5 separate regions of the Homo sapiens genome follow, and regions 2, 3, 4 and 5 are each linked to region 1. Evidence: chromatin contacts called from ENCODE Hi-C data. All regions are on one chromosome and are shown on one strand. Each heading gives the region's core, a stretch centred on a gene start or an enhancer-like site at or near the end of the contact. The rest is flanking DNA. Distances are from core to core; before and after follow the strand shown.

Region 1 (5,832 bases), core at 836-3,335:
AAAATTACAATGAATCATTTCAACTCTTGAAATTTTCATGAATCTAAGCCAATATTTCTCAAGGAGTATGGATCAATTGTATTACAAGAATCTGAAGTATTTGTTAAAAATGCAGATGCCCAGGCTCCATCCAGCTTCACTGACTCAGAATCTTTACAGATTGGGACCCAGGAATCAAAAGTTTATCCTGTGTCCAGGTTTGAGAATCACTGACCTAGGTTCTGTATAAAATTATAAGGCTCCATATAATAAGCCTTTAAGATGCTAGTTTAAGATATCAAATAAGCACATAAGCATTGCATTCACAATTAGTGTAACATAAATTTACACCCAGAATAACATATCTGAGGCCTTTTCAGGACTCCATCATGCTTCTAACCTTTGAGCTGTAGTGAGCTGCATGATTGTTGTATAATAAAGTGGCTCAGAGTAAGGCTTAATAACAGAATGAAGTTCAAGTAAAAACATCTTAAATGGATTTCCATTTTTCCTAATGCAAAATTTAGCTAATTCTGAGTTCGAATTGTCCTCCTACTGCCCACGTTTCCCACAGGAAGTGGACAGTATAACTTGAGGTGATGAAGCTTTGCAGTTAAGAAACTGATGGGAAACATAACAAATTTCAAGATGTTTAAGTGGTTCTTTGGGGGAGAACTCACTGTCATGAAGAATGCAAATGAAAACAGAATAATAAAATGCATGTGGAACTATTTATCTGTTTGTTCCTAAGAATAAGAGATTTTTTTATTCTTGGTATTTCTCCTGGTAATTTTTATTCCATAACTCACATTTCTGGTTTTTTTAAATGAATTTATCAACCAAATGTGATTAGGTACAGGCATGTTTTGTATCTGCAGAATCCAGGAACAACCTCTACCATTCTTATAAATCAAAGATTGGTGAGCTATCAGTACTATGGTCTGAGTATAGGGAAATTCAACTAATACATTTTGTATAAAACCAACCAGAGGCAGGAATAGGCTGTTTATAATTTAAAGAGATTCATTCAACCTATACTGACCTTTCCTTCTCTATGATATTTAAATTCACATACAACACACTTGATACTTCTCTAATAGTTACATATCTGTTAGTTTTTCTCCCCAAATTATTCAATGTTTTTGAGAGGAAACAGAATTGTTTGAACTACATTTAATGAACAAATACATTTCTCTCAAAAGACTATCAGTGCCAGGCATGGTGGCTCACACCTATAATCTCAGCACTTTGGGAGGTCGAGATGGGGAGATCACTTGAGATCAGGAGTTCGAGACCAGCCTGGCCAACATGGCAAAAACCCCTCTCTACTAAAAATACAAAAATTATCCAGGCTTAGTGGCACACACCTGTAATCACAGCTACTCGGGAGGCTGAGGCAGGAGAATCGCTTAAACCCGGGAGGCAGAGGTTGCAGTGAGCTGAGATCATGCCAATGCACTCCAGCCCGGGAGACAGAGTGAGACTGTCTCAAAAAAAAAAAATGTTTATTGAAGTTCCGATGAAAATTAATTTGGAGTAATTGAGGCAATAGAGTGAGACTCTGTCTCAAAAAAAAAGAACATTAAAATTAATTTCATACTAATTAAATCTAATGTACAAACTAAACTTAGTTTCACCTCTAATTTAGTCTTTACATATATGATTCCCAAGAAAAATACCACAGGTTACAGAAATCCAACTATTTCAGTTTCAAAGGGGGAAAAATAAGCTATTATATGACAAGCTAGTCAACAGATTCCTAAATCAGCCAGTTATTACTGATGTTATTCTTTTCAAGGGAAAGTAGACTATGCCAAAATTTTCAAAAATACAAATGTATATTTAATCCAAAATAACACTGCAATGACAATGATCTCAGTACCTCAGGATATACTCAGTAAATAAACACTTTCTGGCTGATGAATAGGTGCAGAGGTCAATAATGTGCTCCTAACAGGACTGCTCTTACATGAAAGGCATGATTCACAAGAGGAAGTTCCTGTTACTACACCCCAAAGGGTTCTCAAGGCCTGAATGCCTTCCTAGAGATACTTGTGTTTGCATGCCAAGCCATCACATAAAACTGAAAGCACAGAAAAGGTCTCACAGGTGTCTTAAAGATACAAGTACAGCAGGACAGCAGAGGTGTAGTGAGCTGGTAGCTGGACTCGGGATCTGGAAGATGGAAACAAAGAGTATAGGGTATGCCATAGGTCTCAATATTATAATGTTGGACAAAAGCCTGTGGTTGAAAAGATAATGAACATGCAGTTTAGTGACCAAAATAAGGGAGTGAATGTACGGAAAAACATTTTTCACAATGCCTACCTTACAGCATGTGCATGATAGGTGGTTTTTTAATGATTTTGTAGTATATGGGATCAGAAGCCCTGTCTGCAAAACTCCATACAAGGTCCCTCTCTCCCTGCCCATGACTACCAGCCACATTCTGAAAGGAATGGGTATGATGACCTGCAGGGGGATCGATGCCAGATACTAACAAATTATACCCCAGTGAAAATTCAGCAGAAGAGAGGAGTTCAAGATGGGAAAATCCCTTCTCATTTGGACCCACTTGGTCTCTGCAAAAAGCCATTCCTGCCACCAGCACCCAGTGGGCTGTGCTGTTCATGGGGGATACACAGCCTGGTGCTAAATGGAGCGCTGCTGCTAAAATCAGCTTATCACAGCTCTGCTCTTTTCTTCTTTTGACCAAGCTTGCATCACAGGGACCACAACAAAGAAAGGGCTTCCTGCATTTTGCAGAAGTGAAAAAAGATCAAAGATTCAGTCTGGGACAGACCTGAGAAGTTCAGTGGCCACATATACAAAGCCAAAATCGATGTACAGTCAGAGAAGGGAACCTCAGATTTGAGATTGAGACTGTGATGAAAAGTCCAGGCAATCAATCTAGGTCTGATAAATCAGTTTCCTAATTTTACAGACAGGAAAACCATATTTGAGAACTATTCCCACGTGCCTTCACCAGCCAGTAAAAGAGGGACAAGAACCCTACCTACCAGGGCCCAGTGCCAACATCTGTTCTGCCACAGTGCTATTCCTCAGAACAAGGGTTAGTGAACACACCTGGCTAGGGATGCTAAGGGCTAAGGCAAGTTCTGGTGAAGCTTCCCTGAACTTCCTGTTCCAAAACCAATCACCCTCCTCCATCCATGTAAAAGGGAAGGACACCTATTTCTAATTTCAGACCTAGCTCCCTCTATACTTTTACTCACCCCTTCTTACTGCCTTACACCAGGGAAACCCTATATTGCATAGATACACATCTATATATAATGTTGTAATTATTATTCTATGTCTTTTCAAAAGCAAAGATAATTTGTTTTAAAAAGGCAAAACTATGGAGACAGTACAAAAGCTCAGAGGTAGCTGGGGTTTGGGGATAGGGAGGAAGGAATAGGCAGAGCACAGAGGATTTTTAAGGCAGTGAAAATACTCTGTATGATACTTTAATGGTGAACACATGACATTATACATTTATTCAAACCCATAGAATGTACAACAGCAAGAGTGAGCCCTAATATAAACTGTGAACTTTGAGTGATGATAGCGATATGTCAATGTATGTTCATTGATTGTAACAAATGTACCACACGGGTGGGGGGTGTTGATAATGGAGGAGGCCAGCAGGGGAGGGCAGTGGGTATATGGGATGTCTTTGTACCTTCTTCTCAATATTGCTGTAAATCTAAAACTGCTTGAAAAAAGTAATCATCCACATTATGAACACTAATATCATGAATCACTGAAAAACTCACAGGTTTTCCTAAACCAGGGGCTTCAATAAATCAGTTCGCATTTAACATATCTATCTTCAGGTCCAAAATTTAACATGGTTCATTTGTTTATTTTCTACCTTTCACAGGAATTTGGTACAGATAGGTGGGAGGAGCAACAGATGATGGCAGTTCCATTGGATACTATATTCTTTTTAAAAAAGAAAGTAGTAGAAAATACTTAACATAAAATCTAGCCTTTTAGCAAATCTCAGTGTACAGACAGAACGGTGTGGTTTACTATATGCACATTGTTGTAGGGCAGTTCTCTTGAACTTATTCATTTTGGATGACTGCAACTCTGTATCCATTGAACAGCAATTCCCCATTCTCCCCACTCCTGGAAACCATCACTCTACTTTCTGCTTCTATAAGTTTGACTGTTCTAGAAACCTCATCTAAGTGGAATCATGCAATATTTGGCCTTTTGTGGCTCACTTATGTCACATAGCGTAAAACCCACAAGATTCATCCATATAGCGTGGGACAGAATTTCCTTAAGACTAAATAATATTCTATTATGTGTTTCTATTTCACATATTCTCAATCCATTCATCCACTTACAAACATGTAAGTTGTTTCCACCTCTTGGTCATTGTGAATAGTGCTGCAGTAAGCATGGGAGTGCAAGTATCTATCTGAGGCCTTGTTCTGAATTATTTGAATACCTGGAGTGGGATGGCTGGATCATATGTTAGTCCTAGTCTTTTTTGAGGAAAGACCCCACCATTTTTCATAGAAGCTACACAATTTTACATTCCCAAAAACACACAAGGGTTTCAATTTCTCTATATCCTGATATTCGTTATTTGTTTTTTATAATGGCCGTCTTAGGTGTGAGGTGATATCTTGTAGCTTTTTCATTCCTTAGGGATGTTAAACACTGAGTTTTAGGAGTTTATTATATATTTTGGATTATTAATCCCTTATTAAACACATGGTTTGCAAATATTTTCTCGCATTCCATAGGTTGCCTTTTTATTCTGTGGACTGTTTCCTTTGCCATAAAGCTTTTTAGTTCGATGTAGTCTCACTTGCCCATTTTGGTGTTGTATCTTGGGCTTTTTGTGTTACATTCACATTTGGTGTCACATTCAAGAAATCCTTGCCAAGACCAATGTCATAAAGTTTTTTTCCTATGTTTTCTTCTAGTTTTATAGTTTTAGGACTATGTTTCAGTCTTTAATCCATTTTGAGTCTATATTTTGTATATGGTATAAGGGTCCAATTTTATTCATTTTTGATTGACAAATAATAATCGTGTATATTTATGGGGTACAAAGTAATGTTTTAATCTATATATACATTGTAGAAAGATTACACCAAGCTAATTAACATATCCATCAATTTCATTATTTTCAACATGGATATCCAGTTTTCCCAACACTATTTGTTGAAGAGACTATATTTCTCCCTTGGTGATTTTAGCACACTTGTCAAAGATCATTTGACGGTATATGGATGTGTTTATTCCTGGGCTCTTGATTCTGTTCCATTGCTTTATATGTCTGTTTTTATGCGAGTAGCATACTGTTCTGATACTATAGCTTTCTAATATATTTTGAAGTCAGGAAGTATGAGGCCTCTAGTTTTGTTCTTTCTCAAGATTGTTTTGGCTATCTGGGACTCTTTGGAGTCCCATATGAATTTTAGGATTGTTTTCCTATTACTGAAAAGAAAAAAGCATTGGAATTTTAATAGGGAATGCATTAATTCTGTAGATTACTTTGGGCAGGATGAGTGTTTTAACAATATTAAGTCTTTCAATCTATGAACACAGGATATCTTCCCATTTATTTGTATCTTTAATTCCTTCCAGCCATGTTTTTAAAATTTTCGGTGGATAAGTATTTTTATCCCTGGTCAAGTTTAGTCCTGATTATTTTTTGATATTGTAAGTGGAATTATTTTCTTAATTATCTTTTTCAGATTGTTCATGTCAGCATATAAAAAGAGCTTATTTTATATGTTGATTTTATATCTTACAACTTTGAATTTATTCAACAGTTTGTGTGTGTATGGCAGAGTTGTTTCTACATATAAGACATCATCTGTG
Region 2 (5,832 bases), core at 2,300-4,799, 1.6 Mb after region 1:
AACTTCACTTCCCAAAGTGTTGGGATCACAGGTACGAGCCAGCTCACCCAGCCTGTTTTCAGCAATTTCTTTCCCGCCATGCAGCCCTCCTGCAGTTGCCTCAAGTTACTTTCAAGATGTGACTGTTGAGCAGTTTCCTGCTAATAGAGGGTCAGAATGATCACACTTCTCTCAGCCCCTACACAGCAAGCCAGATCTCCATTTGGCTGTTTTCTCTTTCTGGCAAAAATTGTTCAAATGAGCTAGAGTCAAATATAAGTATTCACAAAACACTGGGGTCATTTAAAAAAATCATTTGCTGAAATTGAAGAGTTTATGGTGCCAAGTAATATATTTGAAAAGAAAATTTGCCCAAGTCAATGGATTTCAAAACACTTGACTTATAACCACAGGAAGAAATATATGTGGGATCTAGTACATTCATACATACATAAATCTAAAACATACCTGGGAGTGGTGGCGCGTGCCTGTAATCCCAGCTACTCAGGGGGCTGAGGCAGGAGAATCGCTTGAACCTGGGAGCCAGAGGTTGCAGTGAGCCGAGATGGTGCCACTGCACTCCAGCCTGGACAACACAGCGAGATTCATTCTCAAAAAATAATAAAATAAAATAAAATAAAATAAAATAAAATAAAATAAAATAAAAATAAAATAAAAGCTTCACAAAATAATACTCACCTTTACTGTGATTCGCCTTTATATATGATTTTTCTTTTCTATTCTTATTTCATTTTAAATAAAGTTGTTCACTATTCACTAAATTGTTTCTCAACCGTCTGTTTATTCTCATTGGTTGGGTGTTCAAGATCTTTTCTTTTCAGAGCCCGCAATTTTATCAATAAAATTTTTGTTGTTGTTTGTAGTTTGAGACAGAGTCTCGCTCTGCTGCCCAGGCTGGAGTGCAGTGGCGCAATCTCGGCTCACTGCAACCTCCGTCTCCCAGGTTCAAGCGATTCTCTTGCCTTAGCCTCCTGAGTAGCTGGGATTACAGGCAACCGCCAACAGGCTCGGCTAATTTTTGTATTTTTAGTAGAGACGAGGTTTCACCATGTTGGCCAGGCTGGTCTCAAACTACTGACCTCAAGTGATCCACCTGCCTCGGCCTCCCAAAGTGCTGGGATTACAGGCGTGAGCCACCGCGCCCGGCCAAAGGCAAGATTTTAATCTAGGGTGCCATGACTCTTCAGTACTTTTTTTCACCACGACTATATTTTTATAAAACTTAAAGAACTGTTTCGACCTGAATATGAGATTGGGCAGTTGAGAGTAATGTTTGAGAGTACTGCATGGGTCAATGATAATATTTCTGAATAGTTTGGAAGTATTAAAACTGAAGAAAATAATTATACTTGCCGGGTGCAGTGGCTCACGCCCGTAATCCCAGCACTTTGGGAGGCCGAGGCGGGCAGATCGCCTGAGCTCAGGAGTTTGAGACCAGCCTGGCCAACATGGTGAAACCCTGTCTCTACTAAAAATACAAAAAAATTGCCTGGGCGTGGTGGCAGGCACCTGTAATCCCAGCTACTTAGGAGGCTGAGGCAGGAGAATCGCTTGAACCCGGGAGTCAGAGGTTGCAGTGAGCCGAGATCATGCCACTGCACTCCAGCCTGGGCAACAGAGCAAGACCCCATCTGGGCGGGGCGGGGTAGAAAATAATTATACTGTAATAATCTGGAAAAAAAATGTTCACACAGTATTAATGTGTGATAATCATCTCATACATTCCAGAAATGAGGTTTGAGAGCCTTCACTGACCATGTGTCATATCCATTTATTTTGGGATCCCTTTCACCCCATTTTTAACTTCCTCCCAGTTGCCCAATGTCCTCTGGAGTTTTCCATCCAAGACCCCCATCTTTTTTTTTCCCTTTCCCCCCTTTTTAGCTTCCTCCCAGTTGCCCAATGTCCTCTGGAGTTTTCCATCCAAGAACTCCAGCTTCTTTTTTTGGGGGTGGGGGAGGACGGGGTTTCACTCTTGTTGCTCAGGCTGGAGTGCAATGGCGCGATCTCGGCTCACTGCAACCTCCGCTTCCCGGGTTCAAGCGATCCTCCTGCCTCAGCCTCCCGAGTAGCCGGGATTACAGGCGCGTGTCGGGATCACACGTGTGAGCCACCACGCCCAGTCCCCCCATCTTCTTAAAGGGGTTAATTTCTTGGCTCTTGCATTTTGACTTTTCCATCATTCCAATTGCCATCCTGTGTCCTGCTCTTTCCCAAGGGTTGCATTCTTACTCTGCTGAATGCTATATTATTGGATTTATGAACAATTGTTAATGTATTATAATTGTCTGATACTTTGATTTACCAGAATGAACACTTCTATAAGTAGGACTGGATCGAACTTGTTCACAATTGGAATCTTGGTGCAAATCCTAGTTCTAAGGGATACAAAGCACAAAATATTTGCGAAATAGAACAAGCTTTCAGACTTCATACTGGCATGTATCTTTGCCTTATGCCAAAGATGTGACGATGTGACTAAATACGGAAGTTTTGTTTTGCTATTGAGCCAAGGTCTTGCTCTGTCATTCAGGCTGGAGCGCAGTGGTGCAATCATAGCTCAGTGTAACCTCCAACTCCCGGGCTCAAGCGATCCTCCCAGCTCAGCCTCCCTAATAGCTGGGATTACAGGCAGGCACCACCGCACCCAATTAATTTTTAATTTGTGTGTGTGTGTGTGTGTGTAGAGACAGGGTTTCAGTAGTTGCCTCCCAAAGTTCTGGGATTACAGGCATGAGCTACCATGCAGGACCTGTTTTGTTTTAATACTTAGTAATTGGGTGTAAAGTCCTTCAAAAAACAGGTGGGGCAGGTGGGAAACTCCCTTTGTGTGACCCTCTAGCACCAGGGATAAAATTTCAACTTCATCTTAAAGCGACAACATACTTTTCCAAGACCAAGTGCGAAATAGTAAAGGGAAGAGCTAGCTCCGTAGCCGTCCGCCACAGAATGCCACAAGCTTTCAATTATGGGACAAAATTGGAACACATGGAAACCCTGTGCAGACTCCCGTGACATCTTCCCTCCTCTCCAAGTCCCTTCCCACAGACCTTGCGCCCCACACGATTATTCCCCAGGGGCCGAGCAGGACGACTTGGGTCCCACTATCCGGACTCAGCGGTGCCCCCACAAAAGCGTCCCAAAAACTCCAGCTGGGGCAGCCCTGGGGCAGATGCTGAAAAGTTGTCAGAGGCCCTCGGGCAGTCCCGAGATCTACCCCAGGCCAGAGGGCCTGACCCTCCCTAAATGCGACGTTCTCCTACCTTGGTTGATACTCACGTTCCCAGAAAAGGGTGGAACCTAGGCTGGACGAGGCGCAGGGCCAAAGTTTAATTCCTCTAAGCTCCACCCAGCTCCCAGCACCTCTCCAGGCGGCCCCGTGGGGTAGGGCGGAGCCGGGTCCAACGTACTCCGCTTCCCCCGCTCCACCCACCCAGGGCTAGGGAGCGCCCCGAGAGTTGGCCTCCTCCCACGCTGCGCGCGCACCTCCCCGCCCCCACCCCTACCCGCTGGCGTGCCCAGTGGAACGGAGCCTTGTGTCTCCGCCTCAAGTCCCCGGATGCTCACCTCCCCGACTCGCCCCCGCTGTGGCCCCGCCCCCGCGCGGCTCTTCGTGCCACGTCACCGCCTGCGTCGCTTCCGGAGGCGCAGCGGGCGATGACGTAGAGGGACGTGCCCTCTATATGAGGTTGGGGAGCGGCTGAGTCGGCCTTTTCCGCCCGCTCCCCCCTCCCCCCGAGCGCCGCTCCGGCTGCACCGCGCTCGCTCCGAGTTTCAGGCTCGTGCTAAGCTAGCGCCGTCGTCGTCTCCCTTCAGTCGCCATCATGATTATCTACCGGGACCTCATCAGCCGTGAGTCCTCACTGCACTATCCTTACTGCCGCACACGGGGGTCTGGGGTGCGGGTGGGGGCGGGGAAGGCGCAGCCGTCGCGGGCCTAGGGGACGCCGGCGGTCTTAGCCGAGCGCGGAGGGGTCGGTGCCCGGGGCTCGCGCCCAGCTCTGGTGTGCTACGGAGGGGCAGATCCCGCGTGCGGCCGCCGGCGCGGGAAATGCGGGAAATGGCGGCGCCAGGCGCACGGTGATGGGCGGCTCTGTGTATCCGGCAGACGATGAGATGTTCTCCGACATCTACAAGATCCGGGAGATCGCGGACGGGTTGTGCCTGGAGGTGGAGGGGAAGGTGAGTCGGTCGGGCCTGCGCGTGGGGGAGTCCGGGCCGAGCGGGCTCGGGTTTCCTCCGCTCCCCCGCCTGAGGTTGTGCAATCCTCCCCGCCGCCTCCTGGCGGAGGAGACGCTCTTTCCGGGCTTGGGTTTTTCTAGAAAACTGGAGGCGGAGCTGATCCTGGAAATAGGCCCGCCGCCTCGGCGCCCATCCTCCTCCCGGGGTTGTCCGGGACATGATGCTTCCGGCTTAGGAGCCTGGAGTCCTTTCGTGTTTGTCCTGTCCCCACTTACCAACCGGAGGCATCACATGCCCGCAACTGGAAACAACTTTTTAATGACCCCATTTTTTGTTCCGGCCAACAGACAACTCTTTTAAGTTAGGTCGTTTTGAGAAATCCACGGGTCACAACTTTATTCCCAAAATGGTGCTTTTTTTATTTTCAGCAAGAACTAAGAATACTTCTTATCCGTGAACTATTGGCGTGGAAGGTGCTTTGGATGCGTTTGTGTCTTTTGCAATTATACTGCTTTTTCTTAATGCAGATGGTCAGTAGGACAGAAGGTAACATTGATGACTCGCTCATTGGTGGAAATGCCTCCGCTGAAGGCCCCGAGGGCGAAGGTACCGAAAGCACAGTAATCACTGGTGTCGATATTGTCATGAACCATCACCTGCAGGAAACAAGTTTCACAAAAGAAGCCTACAAGAAGTACATCAAAGATTACATGAAATCGTAAGTGATACTGGCAGTACCTAGCTGATGTCTAGAATCTTACAGGATTTAAAGATTGGCTAACTTTTGAGGTTCTTTCGCAGTGGGTATACTTTTGTGAAAGTCCTTGCTTTTTTATTAATGAGTTCACGGAAAAGAGTGGTTGCTTTTCTATAATATGAGCATACTGAAGCCTGCAGTCTGTTTCCGTTTAGAATTAGAATAGTATTTTGAAAATAGTCAACAAGAAATGTAAACATTCTTGAAAGATACCTTCTGTGAACTAGTAATTTCTTAACAGCTGGTTGCCTTTTTCAGTGTTTTCTTTTTTTAAGCTTGGATATTTTTTACTTTAAAAATTGATTTTACTGAAAATTCAATACTTCAACCTGTTAATGAAATGTTGTTTTAGAATCAAAGGGAAACTTGAAGAACAGAGACCAGAAAGAGTAAAACCTTTTATGACAGGGGCTGCAGAACAAATCAAGCACATCCTTGCTAATTTCAAAAACTACCAGGTAAATACCTTAAGTATCTGGATCAAAGGATTGTACAATTTTAACTGCAAGAGCAAAAATTAAGTTGATTAATCTTCAATTCTATACTAGTATTCCAGGTGTAGAAAGTGGCTTTCCCAGCTCGCAGGTGTTTCCAAATCTTGTCTTCTGATTGAAAATTTGCTTCCCAGATGACATTTCTCAGTTTTTCTTTTTGTGAATTGCTTAACCACCTAAGTGTTCTTTCAGTTTTTTGCTTACAATTTTAATGTGTCTCATTGCTACTGGTCCTCCTTCTAATGTATCTGAGCTTGTTAATTCTACTTTTGGAAAATGTCAGTGGCTTTCCCTTTCCTCTAATTTTCCAGCTTCATGCATCCCCTGGCCATAAGATACTTCCAGACTGTATGATATATTCTATCACTGTCAGCCTTATGTTCCCTGTGGTTGACTATA
Region 3 (5,832 bases), core at 1-2,500, 1.6 Mb before region 1:
ACAAGGAAGTAAAACCAAAGGCAGGCAGCCCGGTGCCAGGCCCGAAACCAGGCCTAGGCCTGCCTGGCCTAAACCCACTAGTTAAAAATCAACTCATAACTTAGAATCCGATGTTATTCACAGATTCCAGACATTGTATAGAAGAACATTGTGAAACTCCCTGCCCTGTTCTGTTTCTCTCTGACCACCAGTGCATGCAGCCCCTGTCACGTACAGCCTGCTTGCTCAAATCAATCATGACCCTTTCATGTGAAATCTTCAGTGTTGTGAGCCCTTAAAAGGGACAGAAATTGTGCATTCGGGGAGCTCGGATTTTAAGGCAGTAGCTTGCTGATGCTCCCAGCTGAATAAAGCCCTTCCTTCTACAACTCGCTGTCTGAGAGGTTTTGTCTGCGGCTCGTCCTGCTACAAAGCTATAGCCTGACCACGTTGGGCACATGTTTTCAAAACCTTTGAGACTGTGCCTCAGGCTATGGTTGCTCATTTTTTGGCTCAGAGTAAACCTCTTTAAATATTTTATGGAGTTTGGCCTTTTCATTGACACTCCCAAACAAAGTTTTCCAAGGGACTTTCCTTCGGGTGTGTCTTAGGCAGTTTGAGGGCCACCAGCCCTGAGGAGCTGCCCAAGGAGACATGGTGACCTCTCAGCCAGGTGGCCAGGACAAAGCCATCAGACTCACAGACATGTCACCTAAACAGGTGTGCACACACACTCATAGGTAAAGGCAAACATAGAAACAACATTTACCAACATGAGGCAACAGAGAGGCCAAAACAGGTGTCACGGGCCAGGCACTGAGGGGACATGACTCTCAGGCTGGAGGGAAAGGGCATTTGTCCCTAAGCAAAATTCAGCTGCCCAAAGCAACATCCCACTGAGGAATGAATGGTACTCTGAATTCCAGGGTCAAGTCAAGCTGCCACTAAAGTCTGATTTTGCTTCTTCTTTCTTTACTCATTCCTCAGCAGCCCCTCATCCCCCACAGACTAAGAATCACCACACACACTGGCCACCTCGCCAGCTGAGGGCAAGAGGTGAGACAGAGAACCTCTACAGTGGCAATATGGTTTGGCTGTGTCCCCACTGAAATCACATCTTGATTTGTAATCCCCATAATCCCCACGTGTCAAGGGAGGGCCCAGTGGGAGGTGATTGGATCATGGGGGCAGTTTTTCCCATGCTGTTCTCATGATAGTGAGTTCTCACGAGATCTGATGGTTTTACAAGGGGCTCTTCCCCTTTTGCTTCCTTCACACATGCTCACTCTCTCCTGCTGCCATGTGGGAAGGTCCAAGCTTGCTTACCCTTTGCCTTCTGCCATGATTGTAAGTTTCCTGAGGACTCCCTAGCCATGCAGAACTGTGAGTCAATTAAACCTCTTTCCTTTATAAATTACCCAGTCTTGAGTAGTATATTTATAGCGTCTAAGAACAGACTAATACAAGTAGGGTGGGGTGTGGGCGTGTCTTAGCTCAGGCTGCTGTGATAAAAATACCATAGCCTGGGTGGGTTAAACAACAAATATTTCTTTCTCACTTCTGGAGCTGGAAGTCCAAGATCAGGGTACCAGCATGGCCAGGTTCTTGGTGAGGGCATTCTTTCTGCTTTCTTGTGTCTTCACCTGGCAGAGAGAGGAAGCAAGCTCTCTCCTGTCTCTTCTTATAAGGGGACAAATCCCATCATTAGCTCTCCACCCTCAAGAACTAATTAACTCCTGGGTTTCAATATATAAATTTGCAGGGCGGGGATTGGGACACAAACACGGAGTTCATAACAGGACACTCTCCAGATTTGGACCCAGAACACTGCAGGAAGCAGAAACCAACTGCAGAGAAATAATATGCACCATCCCTAGTCTAAAGTATAACTTACCCACAATGGTCACCCCAGGAAGATTAAATGATATGCTAGTGGGAAAAAGTGCAGAAAAAAATATCTGCACAGGGTTGACAAGAATGGCATGCTGGGTTCCAGACAGAAGTATAGTTATAATTAATCATTAATCAGGCCGCACTTTGGCCCAATTCCTTTTTGCTAAAAGTCACTAGATCCTTACTATTTGCATCCCCATTGTTCATAGAGATAGGATTTCTGATGTTAGGTCAAAAGACTATTTAAAAATGGATTTGCATCCACATTGTTACTATAAATAGGATCCCTGACATTAGAATCATTAGACTTTTATTTAAGGATTGCTTAAGATGTTTTTCAGCCCCTAAATTCCAGCAACCAGTTTGAAAGCCCCCACAGAGAAACAGGATGAGCATGAGAGCACAACTGCTTTCATCTCCCTGTCCTGTGACTACACCCTGCACTCTTCAACCAATCAACACTCTCCACCCTTTGACCCCCTCCAAAACCCTTAAAAACTCTAACCCCAAATTCCTCAGGGACATACTTTTTTTTGTTTTGTTTTGAGATGGAGTCTCCCACTGTCGCCAGGCTGGAGTGCAGTGGTGCAATCTCGGCTCACTGCAACCTCCGACTCCTTGGTTCAAGCAATTCTCCTGCCTCAGCCTCCTGAGTAGCTGAGATTACCGGCATGCACCACCATGCCTAGCTAATTTTTGTATTTTTAGTAGGTGGGGTTTCACCATGTTGGCCAGGATGGTCTTGATCTCCTGACCTCATGATCTGCCCACCTAGGCCTCCCAAAGTGCTGGGATTACAGGTGTGAGCCACTGCACCTGGCCAGGAGATGAATTTGAGTTTCCCTCCCATCTCCTCTTTCGGTGACCCTATGATTAAACCTCTTTCTCAGCTGCAACCCAGTGTCTCAGTGTAATGACTTGCTGTGTGCATCGGTCAATGAGCCTATTAAAGTTAAATGACTACAAAGCTCATTGGGGAAGTGCCCCTCCATACTTACCCATCTGCCCACTGGAGCTGACAAGAATAGAGGCTTGGGTGCCAGCAGACCAGATGGGGTGAAGTGGGGGTTACGCAGAGAGAACTGGAAAGGAGGGGCCTTTCCAAATAGAGGGATGGAAGGAAAGCATCACAAGTGGCCTAGTGACACAAAGAAGCCAGGCTGCCTGGCTGGGTGTGTTCTACAGAAGGTGGCTGGTGTCACAGAAGAGGCACCAGCAAAAAGTCAGATTCTATGCCCCTGCCTCTCCTGACTGACACTACCCCTCAGCAAGTAAGAGAGGCTAAGGGACAGACTGGGGAGATGTGGCTTGGGCCTGATGATGGGCACTTCAAATGTCGGAGTGGGTAGTTCAGACTTGATCCTGCCAGGGGCATCCTCTCTCTTGTGTCTAAGCAATGTAACCACCCAATGGGCTCATCTTGCCCACTGCCCAGATACAGCTGATTTATCAAGACAGGGGAATTGCAATAGAGAAAGAGGAGTTAGCTAAATGGAAGACCAGAGTTTTATTACTACTCAAACCAGCCTCCCTGAAAATCCAGAGGCTACAGTTTTTTAACAATAGTTTGGTGGGCAGGGGGCTAGGGAAGGGGTGCTGCTGATTTGTTGGGGATGCAATCATAGGGTCATAGAAAATAGTCCTCATGCGCTGAGTCAGCATCTGGGTAAGGGACATGGGTCCAGGTGGAGTCATCTGGTTGTCAGAAATGAAAATCTGAAAAGACATCTCGAAAGGCCAATTTTAGGTTCTACAATAGTGATGTTACTTACAGGAGTAATGGAGGAAATTACAAATCTTGTAACTTCCAGAACAATGACTGGTAATCATTTAACTATGCCTGCATCTTAGCAGAATTCAGGCCCCTCTAATAATCCTAACCTTCCTAACCTTGTGACCTTTCATTAGTTTTACAAAAGTAGTTTAGTTTTGGGAAGGCCTATTATAATCCTTGCCTTAAGGTTAAACCAGAAACTAAATTTATCCAAAAGTTAGCTTGGCCCGTGCTCCAGAATGACCAAGGTTAATTTGAAGGTTAAAGGCAAGATGGAATTGGTTAGAGAAGGTCTCTTTGACTGTCATAATTTTCTCACTGCTATAATTTTTGCAAAGGTGGTTTCAGCAATCTGGGGTAATTTGTGTAACAGATATCCTGTTCTTTTTCTTAGTTTTATTTTATTTTATTTTATTTTTGAGATGGAGTTTTGCTCTTGTTGCCTAGGCTGGAGTGCAATGGCATGATCTCAGTTCACTGCAACCTCCACCTCCCGGGTTCAAGCAATTCTCCTGCCTCAGCCTCCCGTGTAGCTGGGATTACAGGCATCCACCACTGCGCCAGGCTAATTTTTTGTATTTTTAGTAGAGACAGGGTCTCACCATGTTGGCCAGGCTAGTCTTGAACTCCTGACCTCAGGAGATCCACCTGCCTTGGCCTCCTGAAGTGCTGGGATTACAGGTGTAATCCCACCACACCCAGCCTTTTTTCTCTTTTTTTTAAGAAAAAGTCTTGTTTTGTCACTCAGGGCAAGTGAGTGGCACAATTATGGCTCACTGCAGTCTCAGCCTTCCGGGCTCAAGCAATCCTCCCACCTTAGCCTCCCAAGTAGCTGGGACTACAGGCACATACCACCATGCCTGGCTAATTTTTCACTTTTTAGTTTTTTAGGGATGGGGGTCTCACTATGTTGTCCAGGCTGGTCTTGAACGTTTGGACTCAAGAGATCCTCCCACGTCAGCCTCTCAAAGTGCTGGGATTACTGGTGTGAGCCACTGTGCCTGGCCTCAGATTAGCCTGTTCTTAAGCGTTTCTAAAATGTTCATCCTGCCTAGCCTGCTTCCAGGACTTCTGGGTATCTCTGCTTCTTCCATCCTTTATGTTAGTGCTCAAAATACCTACCAATTTTCACTTCCTAGTTGGTTTCCTGTGATTGTTTCTAAACCTTGTGGCCAAGTTGTTAGCACCTCATTTCATCTAAAAAGTCAAAACATGCTTACCTTCCTCACCCCAAATATGCTAACCTCTGATGGTACAAATGATCTCCTGTGATTAGACCTTCCTGTCGTGTCTCCCCTGCAGCTAATCAGGAAAGCATCCACCTTTGACAATCACTCATCCTGGCAGCTCTGTTTCCTCTTTATCATTCATTCCCTGTTGCTTCCCTGAGCATAGCATCAGCTCCTGTTAGACCAGATAACCTGGAGCCCATCAGCAGGCTCCAACACAGACTGCTGTAGACAGAGGCTGGACGTTAGCCCAACTCCGAGGAGGGGCCACAGCCTTTCTGTGGGTGTAAGCACTTGGCAGGAAAACTTGGTTGTGGCAGCAGTCAAGACGTGAGGCTCCAGAAGTGAACACTGAAGGCTTCCGTTGTTGCTGCTGTGCTCCCCTTCACGCCCCCAGATAACTATGTTAATTTTCAAAAGTAAAATAAGGGGTTTCCTCCAAAAGTTTAACCCAAAATTTAAGTATCATCTTTAATTCATAAAAGCACTACTTAGTAACTGAAAGAGTAGGTACAATGTGATTGTTCTATCACTAGATTCAGAACTCATGGGATTCCCTAACCCATATAACCAAAGGATTTGAGAACTGCTGGTCTTCCTGCATGTTCCATGGTTGAAATAAAGGGATTTTTGGTTTTTTTAAATTTAAGAAAGTGAGGCAAGTGCTGACAGAGATGGAAATAAAAAGGTGAAAGCTGAAAGGCAATAGTTACAAACATCAAAAGAAAAAAAAAGAGAGAGAAAATAGACAAACCTCAGTCATTAAGGAAAAGTGTACCTTGTATGTGTAACTGATAAATTCACTTTTGGTAGAGAAAGAGTACGTGTTCTTTTTCGATGTGTGAAGTAGTTCAAGGTTGTGTAGCAGTATTTCCTGAGATGAGGGATAAACAGATGAAACAAACATTTCAGTAAGGTATGAAAATTAGGACATTTGAATCCCTGTATAGAGTTGCC
Region 4 (5,832 bases), core at 1,812-4,311, 1.3 Mb before region 1:
TGTCCTTTCCCCTTAACAAAGACAAGCATTTAATAAATTCTTGTTGGCTAATTCATTTTCATTCATCTAATTTCTATGTGTTATCTACTAATAAGAATAGTATGAAGAATAATTAATAATTTTTGAGTATTTACTATGATCCTGTAGAAAGTACCTTAAACATATGGTTTCACTGAATCCCGACATCAGCCCTTTTAGATAAGTATTCTCATCTGTAAAAGTAGACATTTACAGATGTCTGTCAAATTGGAGAAGTTAAAGAACTTACCTGAGGTCTCAGCCGGTAAGAGGTAAACCACTATGTGAGCCCAACAGTCTAACTCTATAATCCATGCCCTTGACCACTATTCTAGACTGCCAATTCCTCCTTCAAAACATAATTAGTTTTTGTTTTTTTTTCTTGTTTTGAAATAGGGTTTCACTCTGTCATCCAGGCTGGGGTGCAGTGGTGAAATCATGGCTCACTGCAGTCTCAAACTCCTGGGCTCAAGGGATCCTCCCACCTCAGCCTCCTGAGTAGATGAGCCTACAGGTGTGCCACAGCCACTGGCTAATTTTTTAAAATTTGTTTTAGAGACAGGGTCTTGTTTTGTTGCCCAGGCTCCTCTCAAACTCCTGGCCTCAAGCAATCTTCCCATCTTGGCCTCCCAAAGTGCTGGCATTACAGGCGTGAGCCAACATGCCTGGTCAGCTTTTTTGTTTTTTTAAAGACTGGGGTCTTGCTTTGTTGCCCAGGCTGGCCTCCAACTCCCAAGCTCATGTGATCCTCCTGCCTCAGCCTCCTGAGTAGCATGGACTACAGGTACGCGCCATCACACCCAGCTCGAAACATGATTAACCTTTGATTATTTCAACAATGAATGTGGTATGCTGTTCCTAGTGACAGTTTCCCTTCCAGCTACATTACTTAGGCCAGAGATAAGGCAACAGAAATAAGATCTAAACTCTCAAATCAGGAATGGAATCTGTCACTGGAGGTGCAGTTGGACTGAGCCTTGATTCCATCTCCAGGCAAGATGCTCAGTATCAGACTGCACGGCAGCGGTTCTACCCTTGCTGGTTAATTTATAGAGTTCAACTGTCTATGTTAATGAAACCCTTTGTGGGTATGGATAATCAAGAACAGACTGTATCTTGTATGGTTTTGACTTATAAGAGAATTTTTTATAGTTCCATTACTTAAAATATATAAAATGAGTTAAAAAATGAAAGAAACAGTCCTCTTTTTTCCAAGCAGTGGCCACAACGTCAATATTCCTGGTTACCCTACATTAGAGTATGCTTCCAAAGCTGTGTGCATAACATGGAATTCTTTAGAGTAGCCATTACTGCATTTTCCCAAGGGAAATTTGCAAGAATTGGATACATCAGAATTTAATCAGAAACTAAAGCCATGTCTTTTCCCAGAACATGCCCCAGACGTGGTTTTTAATTTTTTGTTGTTGTTATTTTGGTTTTTTAACGAATATGGTTTTTAACTGACCTATAAGACAGTCCATTTAAATATATAAATTTTTAATAGCCTTCCAGGGGCCATTTCCTAAATCCCACTTCAATCTTTTCTGCCGTGAATTGTTAGTGTATACCGAGTGGAAAGAAATGGGTGAGGGTGAAAGGATTTGGTGATAGACAAGAATGGGAGAGAAAATAGTGAAAAACAGAAACAAGTCCCATTCCCTCTGCAATGAACTTGTCTCAAAGTAGAACCAGTGCTGACAATAATGACAATTACACTCTTTCAATCATAGCTATTTAACCATAAAGTAGAAAAATCAAGAAAAGTAAGATGTTGTAATACAATAAATACTTCCCTTCAAGATCTAGTGCATTCGTATGGACTTGCTTAAATTTAGATTCCACTTAATAAGGGAAAACGAAAATTTCCATTTGCGCACAGAACCACTAATTTTGTGCCAAAAACAAAGGCAAAAAGAGGGGACACCAAGATCCTTGCTGGTTCAAAGTCAAAAGGCAAAATGGAAGAAATAATGAGACAAGCCGAAGCCGACTAACACGCAAGAAGAGTTCATCAAACAGGAAAAAAAAAAGTTTAGAAACTTTCAAGCACTTCTGGTAAATGTCTCATGAAAGTTTTGCCCATGTTTCAGTTCCTCTAAAGAGTTACGCTCCATCAATCACTACAGATGGCTTTGAGTCCCCAAGGCCTCGATGCATTATTGTTCTAAGGAAACGCCGCAAAGCTCCTGAGCCGAGTATCCTGTGGGCAATGGACACTCAGGACCCTGCGCTTCTTGTCCAAGGCTTTCTGGTCGGCCTCTCCCACAAATGGACTTCAGATGCAGTGCACGCCCGGAAGAAAATACTTCCCAACTGTTGCATCGCGTGAACCAAAACAGAAAGTCAGACGACCACCGGAGTACTCCAATTCTCCGGTGAAAAACTCTCCCACAGACACCATTTTTGTATTTTTATTTTTCATTTTTTGCGTCTGATGGACGCTCGCAACGACCCTCTGCCTCCGAGCCTCACAAGAGGGAACTGCACCTGTCACTTCGCTCAGGACCCTAGCCCCACCCGCCCGACACCTGTCAAGTTGAAGCCGAGACCCCTCGCCCAAGAACCCAGAATCCTGTCACCATTCTGCAGACGCTCCGCCGTGGCGGGGGGCAGGGAGGGCGCCTCCTCCCGCCGGGACCCGGCCCCTGGCGAGGACGGATCCCCGCCGAGCCGCCTTGGCGCCCGCCCTACGCACACCCGGGGCGCCCTTCCCGCGTGAGGCGACGGCGGCTCTGCTCGCTCACCTGACGAGAGGCAGGTCCTCCGGGCCGCTGTCCTGCTCTGGGTCCTCCTCAGGAGGGGGCGGCGGCGGCGGTGCCGGGGGTTCCGCGGCGGCAGCGGCGGCGGTGGCGGCCGTTTTTCGGGGGGTTTTGGGCGGCATGACGCCTTTCCGCGGCGGGAGCCAGCGAGCTGTGGAGGAGCGCCGGGGAGGACGACGCGCGCGCACGTCGGGGCACGCCCCGTCCTCTCCCGACTCCCGTTACAAAAATAATTTCAACGTCCCCTGAGAAAAACCGGACGCGCCCTCCCCCGCCCGGCAACTGAGCGCCGCGTCCAACCGCGGGAAAACGTCACTTCCGCCCGCGGCGTCACGTCCGCGAGGCTCCCGGGCCCGCCGGCGTCTGTGGGGAACTGGGGCGCTGGTCGGTGCGCGGGCTGGGACGCTAAGTCATGAGGAATTAAACTGGGAAACCTGGCGTGGGTCCAGGCGCCTTCCAGGAGGCATCCGGCGCGGCCCGGACGTGCTTCTACCCAGAACCACCCCCTCCAGGCCGGGGTGCACTTAACGGGGCTATACAAAGAGTCTGGTGGGTGACTGTGGGCCTCATCCCTATCCCGGGGTCTGATAGGGAAGACTCTCGGGCCCCGCAGGGAATATCTGGCTAGTGCACCCTCGGCGGGAGCGCCACTCTCCCTCCTTGGGCGGCGCCCCCCACCTCTCATCCCGCCCAATCCGTTTTGCAAAGTCGGCCAAAACAAAAACAAACTTGGAGCGCTGATAGGTGCGGAACTTTACCAGTCACTTAGAAGATAGAAAATGTTAGACACTTGCTGGCCTTTTGGGATCACTGGTTAGGGAAAGGAAGGGAGGGAGCTGTGGGGAATGAACGGATAGTAGTGTAATAAAGGATTGTAGTGGTGTAAGAACGGGAAGCACCGTGGAAACGTCTGAGGAAGATTTTCAGGGGAGCAGTAGCTGCTGAATAGAAGTCTGTCAGGCAGGCCTGACATTTACTATGTACCAGGAACTGTGCTGGCCACCTTACATAATTGTCTTATTTAATCCCCAGAAACAGCCTTTTTTTTCTTTTTCTTTCTTTCTTTTCTTTTTTTTTTTTTTTTTTTACTTTAAGTTCCGGGATACAAGTGCAGAACGTGTAGGTTTGTTACATAGGCATACGTATGCCATGGAGGTTTGCTGCACCTATCAACCCGTCATCTAGGTTTTAAGCCTTGCATGCATTAGCTAAGAAACAACGCTTTCCAATGGGTAGTATTAGCTAGTCTACGTTGCAGATGAGGAAACAGGCTCAGAGGAGTTAATTTGTCCAATACCAGGGCCGATGGGTAGCAGAGAATTTGAACTCAATTCTATTTGATTCCACTTGTCCATTATATTATGTTTGATGAAGAAAACAGTGACAGAGAAGGAGCATGTGCAAAGGCACAAAGACATCAGAAAAGAGCTTGCTGGGACTACCACCATCAAACATTGGCTTAAAGCTGTTATCACTTCTGTGTCTCGGTATTTGTACCAATAGATTATCTAGTTTGAATACATTTTTTTTTCTCTTTGGCAGACACTGTTATTGCCCATCTGAACTCGTCAACTGAGAAGGAAAGAGATGGTTTATGCTGTGAATAAAATACAGTTGTGCTGTGATGTAAATCCCCTCATCCTGGAGCAGCTGAGCAAGGTCTAAGGCAGGAAGAACCTTCAAGCAGGTCATGGCTGTAAGCCTCCTGAGTTTATCCCAGCAAGTTGTATAAGGGATTATCTTTTTATCTGCATATTATGACATATGTGAGGATGTGTAAAGGTTTGGCAAGCACTGGCCTACTCAACAGCCAGTCCTACCTAACTTCAGAAATCTTTCTTGTGGGCAAATGTCAGGAGATAGGGCCCAGGCCCAGGTCCAGCTACAAAGAATGAATACAATTAAAGTGCTACTTCCATTCACCTCACCCCAGATTAGTTTAGGCAAGAGCTCAGGATGCAGTTTTGACATTTGAAAGATAAGGAGTAGTCTGCTGGGAGCCTGATAAATTGAAACAGGGATGGCACAGTTCTAAATATTATTAAATAATAGTAATAATATTAAGTATTACTGAGGATGTGACACTTCTGATTGCTGCAGCCATTGTAACGTGAGGCAAGCCAACCTACAGAGAAGGTAGAAATGCTGATATTGGTGCAGGAGGAATTTCAAAAGAATCTGGATCCTCAGTGTTATAAATGAGCCTCTGATTTGGCCAGCCCTGGAGCTGACCTAAGCTGAGCTGAGGTTTTCACTTGTTTGCAACAGAAAGCATCATGACTGATAATGTTTCTCCTGTGCTTATCTTCAGGATAGAGACCAAATCTTGGGTATCATCATTGCCTTAGTACCTAGCACAGTGTTACACACACAGTAAATGCTTGCTTACTAAAAGTAGGGATGGCAGGAAAGTGAAGGAAAGTTCTAGGAACTGAAGTAAACTCTCTTCATACGTAGATATCACTTGCTTTATTTAAAACCAGTTTATCAACATCTAGATTACATTTATGTAATCTAGATTTATTTATTACCATATTACAATTATGATAAAGAGATTTCTCAATTTACAAAAGAATATATGTCTTGACCATGGATTAATTTAACTATGTTCACTAGTATGTAAAATATATTTTCCTGCAGCCATAAAAAGGAATGAGATCATGTCCTTTGCAGGAACATGGATGGAGCCAGAAGCCTTTATCCTCAGCAAACTAACGCAGGAACAGAAAACCAAACACTGCATGTTCTCACTTATAAGTGGGAGCTAAACAATGAGAACACATGGACATGAAGAGGGGAACAACACACACTGGGGGATTACTTGAGGGTGTAGGGTGAGAGGACAGAAGATCAAAAAACTACCTATCAGGTACTACACTTGTTACCTGGGTGGTGAAAAAATCTGTACACACCAAACCCCAGAGACACACAGTTTACCTATATAACAAACTTGCACATGTATCCCTAAACCTAAAATAATAGTTTGAAAAAAGTGTGGTGTATATATCATAATATATACACATAAATAGATACACACACACACACACACACACAC
Region 5 (4,862 bases), core at 1-2,500, 1.3 Mb after region 1:
GAAGTTGGTCACCAAAACACTCAGAACATTCCAGAGGTGACATCACAAAACAATATGGTGTTTTTCAGGGCTCATGGTTTCTCTCTGAGCATCACAGGTGGGAATGAGGCATCTGACAGGCAGGAAGAGCTTGTGGGTGCTGTGACTACTTGGCTGGTCAGGGTCAGTGTGACACACACAATAGCCCAAACATTAGCCCCCTGTTGGGTCATTCCAGCTGCCATTCGTATTCTCACTGCCAGGCTAAGTTGAGATCCCTATTCTCTCTCCAGAAGTGGCATCTTCTTGGAGTTGGGTCACTCAAGAAGAAAGAAACACAAACTGAACTCTTCCCATACCAAGGGAGAAAGTGTAGTCTGAGGTGTTTTCTGACACTACTCAATTCCTTAATTCTCTGACACCAACTGTGTGCCCTACAATTCAATTTCATCCTGATGCTATCTACCAGAGTTAGTGTTACAGAGCTGAAGCGGCTCACTACCCAATGCAATAGAAGCCAATACTAAAACACTAAGTTCTTTAAAAAAGAAAAACTTGTATATTGAAAGTCAACTCCCAAGGAGACAAGAGTCAAGCTCAAATCTGTCTCTCTGTGCTGACATTAAGGTAGTATTTTTATTAGAAAAGATTCAGGGGGTGGATTCTGAGATTAGTAGGTGATTGGTGGATGGAAATGGGAGGTCTGGAAAGTCCCAAAGAGTAAGAAACCAGTTACTTAATTTTTGAGTTTCAAGATAGCAGATAAGAAAAGAAACTTAAGCCGCTGAAACTCCCTCCACTTGTGAGATCAAGAAAAACCTGGCTGAAACTGGTTGGAACCAAGATGGCTAACTGGAGCTTGCACAGAATAAGCTTGCTGATGTCATAGCCTGAATTTCCACCACGTTTCATACTAACTCTCCCTGAATTTGCCATGCAACTCAGGAGTTAACATGAAGAAATAACTATGCATGCCCAAGGACTTTCCAGACCTCCCTTTTCCTTGCACAAATCACCTACTAATCTCAGAATCCACCCCCTGAACCTTTTCTAATAAAAGTACTGCCTTAATGCCAGCAGAAAGAGACAAATTTGAGCTTGACTCCTGTCTCCTTCAGAGGTGACTTTTAATATAAAGCTTTTCTTTTTTTCAAAAATTTGGTGTCAGTGTTGGCTTCTAGCACATTGGGCAGTGAGCCCCTTTTGCTTGTTAACAAACTAGAACCCCAGGTGAGACGAACAGCCTGTCCAAGGTACTGTTGCCCCTAGTGGTGTGCAGGCCCCCTGCACTGATCCTGAGTGGCCACCTAGACCAGGGTGTCCAGAGGCTCGACTATAGGGTTCCTTCTTCTCCACCATGGCACTTCAGGCTCCCTTGGCACTTCTCTTTTGGGAAAATAAATTGCTTCTGGATTAGACATCTTTCTGGTGAGTACCTTGTTAATATGCCCCTGTACTTTTAATTGTCTTTGAACTCATCATAACGACTGTGGGTTCAAGTCCCACCCTGTGGTTTAGGATTATGGATGAGAGTCCCAACCTTGTCTAGGATTGTGGATTTGAGTCCTACCCAAGGGGGATTCTGGTCAGTTCAGAGTCCCAAATCTGGTGTATGTTTAAGTCCCAAAGAATTAAGGCAATACTAAAAAGCTACAGCCACTAAGATAATCTAGTCTGGTTCTGATTTTTGTTGGTCTGTCTGTATTTTTGGTCTGTGTAGCAATATTTGGCTTAACAGAGGTCAAAGACTGTGATGGCTACAGCAGAAGCCTTATGAGATCTCCAGACTCCTGCACACTCAATTAGAACAAAGCAACTCCATAAACTAGAAAACCTGAAGAAAAATGGCACATGTAAAACATTTTCAGTCAATCCCTCTTTCTTCTTCTGTCCTTAAAGAGTTACCATGTAGTCTTCTAAGTTCTTTGCCTATTTTTCCTTCCTGACTACTCTGAATCTGCTGACTTTTCTGCTGGTGTTGAAATAAAACTTACTGTTCATGGTATTACTAGTTTCAGGTTACTGGCTAAAGAAAAAAAAGGAAAGAGGTCTTTTAAAATCAAAGTGCCCTGGAAACTGCTTTGCTCATCAGGGCAAATAAAATTTAGCCATGTGAACAGATTCCAGTTTTATCAGGAAAATAAGTTTGATCCAACTGTCTTGTTTATGCATATACATGCATTATGTTATATGTTGTGTCTATATGGTACCAAATTAGCTTATAAATAAAAGAGTACTGATAAATTAAATAAATAAGTCCAAATGCTTTCAAGTTCATTTGACTTTAATAATCTTTGGAAAATTAAAAAAAAATTATTGATAAAATAAAAATAGATATGTCTTCAGGATTGTCAGCATGTATTTTTGCCTGTGTTTACTGGTCAGCTGATATGTGCATCTGATAGTTATTTTAAGATGTCCAGGTTTGGCAAAAAGTTATGAAATTACAAACCCGGCCAAAACAGAATAATCTTTGTTTATGTGATTCTTTTGATAAATAAGACTAATTTAATATTGTTGGTTTAATGAAAACAATGAAATCCTCTGATTTATCAGCAAAATATCTGTGTATTTCACTTTAAAGTTCTTGCTTAGGTGAACACCTGATATTCACAAGCTGTAAAATGGTTAACAAGGAAATAACTTAAAATGGTGACTAGCTTTGTCTAATATCTCTATTCTCATAACTAATCTAGATAAACTGTTAAAAACAAATAAATTAGATAAATGTAAATGGGACAAATGTGTGTAAATGAAATTCTTATGTTTTTCAAAATCTTAAAGTTATGATACTTACTATCATACTTTACTTACTGAGCAGCTGGGTCACTTCCAATTAAGAAATGTATAAGGAAATGTTTCTAAAGATTAAAACATGGTTTTAAAATACATGAAATACTTATAATATTTTATCTTAAAATACTGATATATTGCAGACAATTCAAGATTTCTTACTTCCTAGGTTCTTCCCTAAAATCCCTAAAATAAGGATTACTAAGAGTTAATATTGTAACTTATATAAGTAATTGAAACTACTAGATACAAGAGAAACAATTCTATTTGCAGAATGTATACGAAAAATAGGATGTGTTTTTGGTAAACACACAAGAAGACAGGAATATGGTTTTCGTTTAAGGGCAAGTAATTTTGCCTAGTTTAGAGGTTCTAAAGGATTGTTTTAAATTGAAGGAATTAAAAAAGTGTAGATAAAACTAAATAAATATAGAAAGTTGAGAAAGAATGAAAATAAAACAAATTGTAAGAGGTTATAAAAGGTTTATGGAAATCTTACCTTGCAGTCAAAACAAATTGAGATTGAATAGATTTGTTTATAAGGTCTTATTAAAATTAGCTGTAATATTAAAAATGCGCTAATACAAAACTAAAAATTTTGGTTAAAGCAACAAAATTTTTTGAAGTATTGATTTGCTCTCAATGATATTGCAAGAAATATTGAGTTTAAATTCTAAAATTAAAACGTCAGATTTATATCTCAGAAGTTCAACTTTTCCTGCACCTTGTTACATATAAGTTGCAGATCACATTCATTATCTTCTGTTTTTTCCCCCTTGAAAAAAAAATATCTTTTTGCTTGGCTGGAATGATAACTGTCCTCTTCAACTTGTTCATCAACTCTTACAACTTTTTACCCCAGTCCTAATGCTGTTCTTATGGCATAATGCTAAAATATTTATCTTAAAAGTTTAGAAAAGCAATGTTTTCCTCAAATGTAATATAATTTTATACTCTTGGCCTTATGATATGTCTGAATTATTTCATATAACCAGGAAACCTCCCATGTAACTTTCTGTATTACTTTTGAGGTCTTTTGACTGTCATGCTAGTTAAATGAATAACTGTTATTTTTAAATGACCTGTAGCTCTGTTTTGATCAAATGTTTTGAATTTTTAACGTCTTTGGTAGGATTTATTTGGTAAAACTCTATGGGAGACACTATCAAATGCTAAATAATACTAGATCTTCTTTTGGTTATGTTTATGGGTATGCTATTGATATAAATGTTCTAAGAATTACATAAATTTATAAAAATCTCATATGCTATCAGTCATAATTTTGATATGTTAAATCTTTTTAAAAGTTATATTTGTACAGATATATAATTAATACAAATATTCTTAAGATTACATTATTATAAAAATCAGATGGTCTTGATGTGATGCTGTCAGTCATGGTTCTGGTTGTTATCTTAAAATGCTATATATAATAGAAATAACTTAATTTTCTTGACAATTGAGAACTTTTATCAGATTTTAACCATGGCTAAGTTTTTGTAATCCACAGTTATTGTTTTGAATTCTTCTCTAAAAAGCTTTCCAATCAGCTACAACCCAACTTACTTTTCATGGAAAGGACTCTGACAAGTACTCTTAAATACAGATTTCTGATAACTTTGGAGATAATGCCATCAGACTAGGAAAAGTCTTCCAGGACTCTGATTAAAAAGTTACATGAGAATTGCTAACCCAACATCAAACCGAACAAGAATTAGTTACATGGGACTGAACTGAGAGAGGACTAAAAAGATCTTTTATGACATTTTTATTTGAAACATTGATGATCTCTTTATGTTTTGTTTTCCTGTAAACATTTTCCTTTTGAACCATTTTAACTTACAACACATTAGATAAAATATAGTTTTGTGAACAAAAATTTGAGGCATTTACCTTTCTCTCTGATTTCTCCAGAATTTGGAAGCTGTTTGTGAGTATTCTCAATTTATGGCAATATATTATTTGTATTAGTTTTCAATAAAAATCTATTTCCTTTTGTAATAGAACACAATTGGAGACACTGGTTATTTCACTAAGGCTTTGACTGGAATGACACGTTTTTAGGTATGACCAGAATGGAAGTTAACTTT

What was found. Hi-C counts contacts between places; a loop is a spot of excess contacts on that map. Pooled maps may share reads with other maps.
Region 2: a loop to region 1 is called in a map with no recorded cell type, with 24 times the contacts of the local background. The contact joins the promoter of TPT1-AS1 here to the enhancer-like site in region 1. A Hi-C loop is called at or near these places in 2 of 37 single-sample maps with no recorded cell type and 1 of 50 pooled maps.
Region 3: a pooled map shows a loop between it and region 1 (4-fold over the local background). The contact joins the promoter of LINC01077 here to the enhancer-like site in region 1. A Hi-C loop is called at or near these places in 1 of 168 maps with a recorded cell type or tissue (endothelial cell of umbilical vein), 1 of 37 single-sample maps with no recorded cell type and 4 of 50 pooled maps.
Region 4: a loop to region 1 is called in a map of OCI-LY7, with 5 times the contacts of the local background. The contact joins the promoter of RB1 here to the enhancer-like site in region 1. A Hi-C loop is called at or near these places in 1 of 168 maps with a recorded cell type or tissue (OCI-LY7), 1 of 37 single-sample maps with no recorded cell type and 3 of 50 pooled maps.
Region 5: a map with no recorded cell type shows a loop between it and region 1 (9-fold over the local background). The contact joins the promoter of LINC01055 here to the enhancer-like site in region 1. A Hi-C loop is called at or near these places in 2 of 37 single-sample maps with no recorded cell type and 3 of 50 pooled maps.

The regions. Positions count from the first base shown.
Region 1 is chr13:46,980,249-46,986,080 of GRCh38, reverse strand. No RefSeq gene overlaps it. Among named protein-coding and RNA genes, the nearest start is that of HTR2A, 86 kb to the right of the region's middle. Within about 2 kb of position 2,085, at least 5 of the 41 ENCODE cell types and tissues checked have a DNase peak (open chromatin) inside an H3K27ac peak, as active enhancers do; they include OCI-LY7, where a contact is called at or near this core.
Region 2 is chr13:45,339,062-45,344,893 of GRCh38, reverse strand. It overlaps TPT1-AS1 (TPT1 antisense RNA 1), which reads right to left and starts at 3,549. Exons shown (of 11, transcript NR_024458.1): 1 at 3,507-3,549; 2 at 1,354-1,468; 3 at 448-515. TPT1 (tumor protein, translationally-controlled 1) reads left to right here and starts at 3,711. Exons shown (of 6, transcript NM_003295.4): 1 at 3,711-3,852; 2 at 4,109-4,182; 3 at 4,710-4,900; 4 at 5,292-5,397. The coding sequence starts at 3,825. It overlaps LOC124903169 (a long non-coding RNA gene), which reads right to left and starts at 3,460. Exons shown (of 2, transcript XR_007063781.1): 1 at 3,264-3,460; 2 at 1,591-1,607. RefSeq lists enhancers at 1,485-2,272, 3,852-4,641 and silencers at 3,335-3,534, 3,695-3,804, 3,885-3,954.
Region 3 is chr13:48,586,016-48,591,847 of GRCh38, reverse strand. It overlaps LINC01077 (long intergenic non-protein coding RNA 1077), which reads left to right and starts at 1,250. Exons shown (of 2, transcript NR_170270.1): 1 at 1,250-1,326. All of the region lies in intron 2 of LOC105370202 (a long non-coding RNA gene), which reads right to left. RefSeq lists a silencer at 4,921-5,215.
Region 4 is chr13:48,300,980-48,306,811 of GRCh38, reverse strand. RB1 (RB transcriptional corepressor 1) reads right to left here and starts at 3,061. Exons shown (of 27, transcript NM_000321.3): 1 at 2,763-3,061. The coding sequence starts at 2,899. RB1-DT (RB1 divergent transcript) reads left to right here and starts at 3,110. Exons shown (of 3, transcript NR_046414.2): 1 at 3,110-3,521; 2 at 4,320-4,473. RefSeq lists enhancers at 2,050-2,119, 2,360-2,409, 2,484-3,207, 3,208-3,933 and a silencer at 2,620-2,909.
Region 5 is chr13:45,697,572-45,702,433 of GRCh38, reverse strand. LINC01055 (long intergenic non-protein coding RNA 1055) reads left to right here and starts at 1,250. Exons shown (of 4, transcript NR_125786.1): 1 at 1,250-1,407. It overlaps CBY2 (chibby family member 2), which reads right to left and starts at 114. Exons shown (of 3, transcript NM_152719.3): 1 at 1-114. The coding sequence starts at 43. RefSeq lists enhancers at 602-901, 1,352-1,431.